2 separate regions of the Homo sapiens genome follow, and region 1 is linked to region 2. Evidence: read pairs that join two places in POLR2A ChIA-PET (ENCODE). Cell type or tissue: B cell. All regions are shown on one strand. Each heading gives the region's core, and the rest is flanking DNA. Links, peaks and the distances in the headings are about the cores only. Region 1 overlaps GPBP1 (GC-rich promoter binding protein 1). Region 2 overlaps MAP3K1 (mitogen-activated protein kinase kinase kinase 1).

Evidence for each region. Peaks named below come from ENCODE experiments on the same cell type or tissue, not always from the same donor. Only the 100,000 strongest peaks of a DNase experiment are listed, where the experiment ranks them.
Region 1: POLR2A ChIA-PET joins it to region 2 with 5 read pairs; 3 of 35 experiments call an interaction of 5 or more read pairs at or near these places.

What each region holds. Positions count from the first base shown.
Region 1 is chr5:57,252,975-57,257,377 of GRCh38, forward strand. The region is part of intron 10 of GPBP1 (GC-rich promoter binding protein 1); the gene reads left to right. Among named protein-coding and RNA genes, the nearest start is that of GPBP1, 81 kb to the left of the region's middle. In B cell, for the core only: no CTCF peak of the experiment used is centred there; no DNase peak of the experiment used is centred there.
Region 2 is chr5:56,891,295-56,895,697 of GRCh38, forward strand. MAP3K1 (mitogen-activated protein kinase kinase kinase 1) reads left to right here. Exons shown (of 20, transcript NM_005921.2): 20 at 2,237-4,403. The coding sequence ends at 2,386. Among named protein-coding and RNA genes, the nearest start is that of SETD9, 16 kb to the right of the region's middle. In B cell, for the core only: no CTCF peak of the experiment used is centred there; a DNase peak (open chromatin) is centred at 2,373; H3K27ac peaks cover 1,867 bases.

The sequences.
Region 1 (4,403 bases), core at 167-4,166, 360 kb after region 2:
CTAGGATTACAGGTGTGAGCCACCACTCCCAGCCTGCTGTAAACTTTTAACAGCACTTTTTGCTTCCATCAGTATAGTCTAAAGCGTTTTAAAAAATAGTGATCTCTTAAGTGGTTTAGTCTTAGAATTGAAGAGTATTCATATCTAGAATTTATTTTTGTTTTTTTGTAGTTAAAAGCAGGTATTTTTGCAGAAATGACATACCCTTACTGTATTCCTTAAATAACCACATGGTTCGGCATAACTAAAAGATGTTGAAAACTACGAAAGCAAAGAAAGTTAATAGTTTATACCCTTAGATTATCATATTATTATTCTGTAATTGCTTTGTATAAACTGATTTTTTTTTAACTTAAAAAGTCTTACATCTTCTAAGAGCAAGCTTAGGGCTAAGTTACATTTATTAACAGCCCAGTTGATTGACTTGACTTTTTGCCAGTTCTAGAACCTCATTTAATTCTAAGACAGTGGAAAACTGGGTTATATCTCCTCTTGGATAACTTTTGTGGAATTTATTTATAATTTCAACTTCTATTTTAATTAAGAACATAAGCTACATGAGGCCAAACATTTTGTCCATCTTGTTCACTATATCTAGCACCTAGAATGGTGCTTGGCACATTACTTTGCTTAAATTTGTTAAATGAATGAGGGAAGTAAATATTGCAGTATTTTTCTACCTGTTATGTAAATCTGTAGTTTTTTTGAGGAATATTTTAATTTTACTTTTTATTTCTAATTTTTTCAAATGTTTTAATAGTTTATATTTCTCCTGCCAAGGGTTATGGCTGCCCCCTTAAAAACAAAAAACAAAAAAAACATAGAGATGAGCTCTCACTGTGTCACTGTGTTTCCCAGGCTGATCTCAAAAACTCCTGGACTCAAGTGATACTCCTGCCTCAGCCTCCCAGAGGGCTGGGAGTAGAGGCGTGAGCCACGACACCTGGCTAGATCTTCTTTCGTTCTTTTCTTTCTTTTTTTGAGGCAGGGTCTTATTCCATTGTCCAGCCTGGAGTGCAGTGGCACAGTGATGGTTCACTGATACCACTCAAATGATGCTCCTGCCTCAGCCATTGGAACAGCTGGGATTACAGGTGTGTACCACCATGCCTGGCTAACTTCTGTATTTTTTGTAGAGATGGGGTTTCGCCATGTTGCCCAGGCTGGTCTCAAACTCTTGGGCTCAAGCGATCCTCCTGCCTTGGCCTCCCAGAGTGCTGGGATTACAGCCACCATGCCCAGCCCTTCCCCACGCCCCTCGCTTTTTTTCCCTTAGATTGCTCCTTCAGAATAAATCTTTATCTTTCTGTCTTTAATCATATATTATTACTTTATCTTCGTGGTTACTTTTGTTTCCCTTCTCCAAATCATGTCCTGTTTTGCTTCTTAAATGTGGCTGTAACTATTGTATGTGAATGTGTAGGCATTTAATTTTGTAGGCTGGGCGTTGTGGCTCACACCTGTAATCCCAGCACTTTGGAAGGCTAAGGTGGGTGGGTCACTTGAGGTCAGGAATTCAAGACCAGCCTGGCCAACATGGTGAAACCCTGTCTCTACTGAAAATACAAAAATTAGCTGGGCATGGTGGTGCATGCGTGTAATCCGAGCTATTCAGATGGCTGAGGCATGAGAATCACTTGAATCTGGGAGGCAGAGGTTGCAGTGAGCCGAGATCGTGCCATTGCACTCCAGCCTGGATGACAGAGTGAGACTGTCTCAAAAAAAAAAAAAAAAAGAGTAAGTTTTGTATTTGGACCTTTCTCCTAAAATAATTTATTGGGCTGATGATAATTGCATTTGAGAATTAATTTAGCTAGATTAATTTATAACTAACTTAATCAGATATCTATAAATTCACTTGTTTAGACAAAGTATAATTTATTGTACATTTAATGTGAACAGATGAATAAATAACCACACTATTTTTATTGCCTCCCAAATTGTGGAACTTCATGCTACCACATAATACAGTTTATGACTTGTGACTAACAGGCTTGAGTGATGGCTGAAATGTCAAATACAGAAAAAATTTAGCAAACATGAATTCTTTTTTAAAAAGATTAACATAAACAGATATTTCAGAATTTTTTTGATCATTCTAATGAATCACCTTGTTTTTCCCCCTCTGCCATTTGAAGCCACTATTCTATAGTATGGATATAAATTGTGAAACTGTTTTCCTGTGATCAAGATTTATGTGTGTTCACGTCCTCTCTCTCTTCTCTCCCCTTCTCTTTCCCTTTCTCTCCCCTTTCCTCTCCTCCCCTCTTCCTCTCTTTCCTTTCCTCTTCCCCCTCTTATTCCAAATAATGCTGTTATCAGCATCCTTGTATTTATATTCTTGAATATTTGTGTAAATGTGTAGGTAACAGATTACTAGGAGTGAATTTGATTGGTCAGATGGCATACATATTTAAAATAATCAGCTACTGCCATGTTACCCAAAAACATTCTGATAATTTGCACTCTCACCAATGATCATTGAAATATTTCTAGTCACACAATTGGTAGAAAGGGAAAAGGCCTGTGTGTAGAAAGGAGAATAAAACACAAACATATCAGATATTCTAATGATAGTAAAAGATGAATGTTACCTCTTAAGGAGATAGAGCATAGGCAGTAAAAGAATACAGATAAAAGATTTTTTTAACTCCTAGAATCTATTCATTAAGGCCATAGTGAGAAAGTTGTCACCTAATATCTTGTCTTCTGATTTCCCTTCAGTACTTAGTAGCAAAAAAACAGTTGGCCCATACCTTTAGAAAATGTTTCTTATAACCCCTAATAGACATATCTAATGTTTAATTATATTTTTTTAATCTGCAGAGCAGATGTTTAGTGCAGGAAGCATTTTGATGGTTCTTCTTTCATTTAGGAAGACTTGTGGAAGAGAGACTTTAGTTTCATAACTTGACAGAATTTGGTTCTCTGTGACTACTAACAGGAGAAAATGGAGAGGATGAGATTTAGAAACTAAGGCAAATCAAGATGAAAACATCCGGCTGGGGACAATGACTCACGCCTATAATCCCAGCACTTTGGGAGGCTGAGGCAGGTGGGTCACTTAGGCCAGGAGTTTGAGACCAGCCTGGCCAACATGGTGAAACCCCATCTCTACTAAAAATACAAAAATTAGCTAGGCGTGGTGGCGTGTTCCTGTATTCTCAACTACTGAGGAGGCTGAAGCACAAGAATCTCTGGAACCTAGGAGGTGAGGTGGCAGTGAGCTGAGATCGCACCACTGAACTCTAGCCTGGACGGCAGAGCAAGACTCCATTCTCAAAAAATAAAAAATAAAAGACAAAAACATCCTAAATTGGAGTAAGCTCTAGAGGGAGGGGGAAAAAAAAACACCCCATACTGCATGAAGAGATAGTATCAGTGATGACCTACTTGAATGATTATTTTAGTATATATGTTTTAATTTTTTTTGAGACTTTATAGATTACATTGTTTTCGTCTTTTTAAAACAGTGGATACTTTTCTTTTATATTTAGGTTACTTTAAAAGTTTTAACCAAGTTTTTTTCCCTTAAACCATATAGTTTAAACTATAAAAAGAGAGAGTTATGCATACGAATACCATTATCTAGTGTGGACATGAAGATGAAGGGGGCAAACAATAAGAACATTTTGTTATTTGCCAAGAATAGAATAAAATTGTGGATTCAAGATTTCAGATTTGGTAGCCGCTAGTTGGAATAGAGGGATAGTTTTATAGAAATGTTGCACTTGCTGAAAAAGATCCTAAGACAAGTAAAGGGGCTAGTTGATATGAAACTGTTTTTATTTAAATTTCTTAGTTTGAGTTTCCTTGACTGTTTAAGTAGAATATGTGTTTGTAAATGTTTCAAAGACGTATATCAATACCTTTTTCCCCACTCTTAAGCTAAGAGAGTTAATGGCTTTTAGATTTTAGGGGTTTTTTTCCCTGTCAAAATGGAATGTTACTTCTTTTCCATTGCTTCATATTTTCTGTAAACTTTGTGACTTCTTAAGTTATATACATATAAATACTCATATTAGTTGAATTCAATAATATGGGGCAGTGATAGTTTTTGTTTTTGTTTTTTTTTTGAGATGGAGTTTCACTCTTGTCACACAGGCTGGAGTACCGTGGTGTGACCTCTGCTCACTGCAACCTCCACCTCCCGGGTTCAAGTGATTCTCCTGCCTCGGCCTCCCGGAATAGCTGGGATTACAGGCACCCGCCACAACACCTGGCTAATTTTTTGTATTTTTAATAGAGACGAGGTTTCACCATGTTGGCCAGGCTGGTCTCGAACTCCTGACCTCAGGTGATCCACCGCCTTGGCCTCCCAAAGTGCTGGGATTACAGGCGTGAGCCACTGCGCCTGGCCAGTGATAGGTTTTTTAAGGATAATGCTTTTCAAATATTAAAAT
Region 2 (4,403 bases), core at 306-4,305:
TCACAGACCTTAGAGGATTTTTCTTTATATTACTTTGCATTTTTTAACCCAAAGCATTTATGAAATTACTGGGGTAGGGAAAAGAGAGTTTTCTTGTGATTAGGAGTGGATAGGTGAGTTTAAAGTATTCAGACTTGATATTAGCCCTTTGTCAGATGAGTAGATTGCAAAAATTTTCTCCCATTCTGTAGGTTGCCTGTTCACTCTGATGGTAGTTTCTTTTGCTCTGCAGAAGCGCTTTAGTTTAATTAGATCCCATTTGTCAATTTTGGCTTTTGTTGCCATTGCTTTTGGTGTTTTAGACATGAAGTCCTTGCCCATGCCTATGTCCTGAATGGTATTGCCTAGGTTTTCTTCTAGGGTTTTTATGGTTTTAGGTCTAACATTTAAGTCTTTAATCCATCTTGAATTTTTTTATAAGGTGTAAGGAAGGGATCCAGTTTCAGCTTTCTACATATGGCTAGCCAGTTTTCCCAGAACCATTTCTTAAATAGGGAATCATTTCCCCATTTCTTGTTTTTGTCAGGTTTGTCAAAGATCAGATGGTTGTAGATGTGTGGGATTATTTCTGAGGGCCCTATTCTGTTCCATTGGTCTATATCTCTGTTTTGGCACCAGTACCATGCTGTTTTGGTTACTGTAGCCTTGTAGTATAGTTTGAAGTCAGGTAGCATGATGCCTCCAGCTTTGTTCTTTTGGCTTAGGATTGACTTGGCAATGTGGGCTCTTTTTTGGTTCCATATGAACTTAAGTAGTTTTTTCCAATTCTGTGAAGAAAGTCATTGGTAGCTTGATGGGGACGGCATTGAATCTATGAATTACCTTGGGCAGTATGGCCATTTTCACGATATCGATTCTTCCTATCCATGAGCATGGAATGTTCTTCCATTTGTTTGTGTCCTCTTTTATTTCATTGAGCACTGGTTTGTAGTTCTTGAAGAGGTCCTTCACATCCCTTGTAAGTTGGATTCCTAGGTATTTTATTCTCTTTGAAGCAATTGTGAATGGGAGTTCACTCATGATTTGGCTGTTTGTCTGTTATTGGTGTATAAGAATGCTTGTGATTTTTGCACATTGATTTTGTATCCTGAGACTTTGCTGAAGTTGCTTATCAGCTTAATGAAACTGAAGAATGCTAAAGACAAGAAGGAACCAAAGAGAAAAGACAAATTACAAGAAAAAAAATTGATAACAATTATATGGATAACAGAATACAGCAGCAACAAGAGAATTCAAAAGACAAATTGTACCTTCTAGTGATTGAAATAAAATAACAGTTAACCTAGGATTTCATAGCTAGCTAAATGATCATCAAAAAATAAGAATGAAATAGAGATATTTTCAGACACATGAGAATTGTGGAAGTTTACCTTCAGCAGACACTCACTGAAAAAAATTATTTTTAGGAATGCATTTCAAGAAGAAGAAAATTGATACCACAAATAGGGAGATATGCAAGAAAGACACTATCTCTGCCTGGAGTCAGCTCTGATTCATAATGGGTGCTCAAAAATTGTTAGAAAACTAATACTTTTTTTTATATATGACTTGAAATTAAAATATGGTTATTGCAGCACAAATTTTAGAATGTAAAGAGTGTATCACAATTTAAAAATAATTATCAGATTTTGAATTTTTTTAGAAAAACTACAAATAAGACCAAATAAAATTTCTTTTTTTTTAAAAAAAAAGTATTCAGACTTACAATTTGTTTATAAAAAAGTTATTCTTCATAGTGTATTTGATACTAAGAATCAGAATTTGTCCAACACGGAAGGAAAAAAACAATGCAGTTGTGTTTTCTATGTATTAAATTGACTCTTCAGTTTTAGTCTTTCTTAATCTAAATAGCTCTGTATGCTGAAGAAATAGAAAACGTGCAGTAAGAACAAACCATCTCGGAGATTGAATATGAGGACAGCAGAATTCATTTGAGTGAATACTTTATCTACCTGAACATTTTGATGTACTTAGCCTTGTTGATGTAAATAATAAGGAATAGGATATATTTGATCAAATCCTAAAATCCTAAAATTTGAAAGATTGTTAGAGAAAACCTCCCATCCAGTGGATGAATTTTTTCATAGACTTTTTGATAGCAGAAAATCCTCCCACTTCTGCTTCAGTTCCTCTCTGTTCAGGATGTAAATGTAAGGGTTATGAGGTCTATGCACATGTGTTTCTGTATCAGAAGTTACAGTTGTGCAAAGCTTCAACACTGGCTTTTTCTCCACAGATTGCTAGTGCAACTACTGCTCCATCGATCCCTTCACATTTGTCTCCTGGTTTACGAGATGTGGCTCTTCGTTGTTTAGAACTTCAACCTCAGGACAGACCTCCATCAAGAGAGCTACTGAAGCATCCAGTCTTTCGTACTACATGGTAGCCAATTATGCAGATCAACTACAGTAGAAACAGGATGCTCAACAAGAGAAAAAAAACTTGTGGGGAACCACATTGATATTCTACTGGCCATGATGCCACTGAACAGCTATGAACGAGGCCAGTGGGGAACCCTTACCTAAGTATGTGATTGACAAATCATGATCTGTACCTAAGCTCAGTATGCAAAAGCCCAAACTAGTGCAGAAACTGTAAACTGTGCCTTTCAAAGAACTGGCCCTAGGTGAACAGGAAAACAATGAAGTTTGCATGACTAAATTGCAGAAGCATAATTTTATTTTTTTGGAGCACTTTTTCAGCAATATTAGCGGCTGAGGGGCTCAGGATCTATTTTAATATTTCAATTATTCTTCCATTTCATATAGTGATCACAAGCAGGGGGTTCTGCAATTCCGTTCAAATTTTTTGTCACTGGCTATAAAATCAGTATCTGCCTCTTTTAGGTCAGAGTATGCTATGAGTAGCAATACATACATATATTTTTAAAAGTTGATACTTCTTTATGACCCACAGTTGACCTTTATTTTCTTAAATACCAGGGCAGTTGTGGCTCATTGTGCATTTTACTGTTGGCCCATTCATTTCGTTTTTGGAAATTATGGTTTTGTATTTTCATGTTTATTTACATTCATTTTTGTTTATTCAGGGAAAGCTGATCTTTTTTTCAAACCAGAAAAAAAAAATGAACTAGATATGAAGTAGAGTTCATTAAATATCTTGCTATTGTCAGAGTTTTTAAAATATAGACTTAATTTTGTTTTTTTAAATTGGAATACAATAAAGTACTACCTACATTTGAGTCAGTCACCACTCTTATTGTGCAGGTTAAGTACAAGTTAACTAAAAATAAACTGTCCTCTCTGGTGCAACTCACAACCAAGATCAAGATTACCTTAAAATTTATTTGAATTTTTTAGATGTTTTGGTTGTCAAACTGTAGGAAACTTCACAACATTTAAGTCTTACTCTGTATGTAACAATCCATCATTCACCTTCACTACTGGTAGTAACATAGAGCTGCCATTTTCCTTTTACCATGCATCATCTCTTTACAGTAGGCCTGGCAGATCATTTTTTAAAAAGATTATTCAACTACCAATCAGTAATGTTTTTAAACAGTACATTTGCTTTGAACTTGGAAAATGTGTTCAGAAAGAAAAATGGAATTGAATTTCATTTATACACTAATTCCTTGGATTTTGCACAGTTACCTAACGGTTTTAGTCTGGAGTTAAATTCAGATGCATGGAATCCTGAAGGAAAATGGTAGCTTTTTAATCTTTTTGTGTGTGTGTGAGTCTTTTAAATCAAGTACTGATTAACTATTAAGTACAACTTTGAGATTTTAGTTTTAACTCTTCAGAAGCCAGTGTGAAATAGAATTGGTTATTCTCAAAGACTCAGGATAAACTAAATAAGCTATATATAGAGTACATTTAAAATGTACAACACAAATTGGAAATAAAATAAGTTACAAGATAAGTTTACAGGGATATATTGCTTACAATTTTTAAAAGGCAGTTTGTTTTTTATGTGAATATGTTTCTTAGTGAAATTTTACATTCCTTTGTTTTGGAAGATTGGCGATATTTGAAGAGTTAAAAATAGTACAGAAATGTGAAGTTTGGTATCTCTAAATGTGTTGTACTTGACTTTCTTTTTTATTTTGTTTTTTTTTTTTTTTGACTACTTAGAATTTTCACAATTCTAATAAGATTGTTTCCAAGTCTCTCATGTGCAAGCTTTAAAGGATGCACTCTTGCCATTTTATGTACTGGAAGATCATTGGTCAGATGAATACTGTGTCTGACAAAAATGTAAACTGTATAAACTGAGGAACCTCAGCTAATCAGTATTACTTTGTAGATCACCATGCCCACCACATTTCAAACTCAAACTATCTGTAGATTTCAAAATCCATTGTGTTTGAGTTTGTTTGCAGTTCCCTCAGCTTGCTGGTAATTGTGGTGTTTTGTTTTTTGTTTTGTTTTCAATGCAAA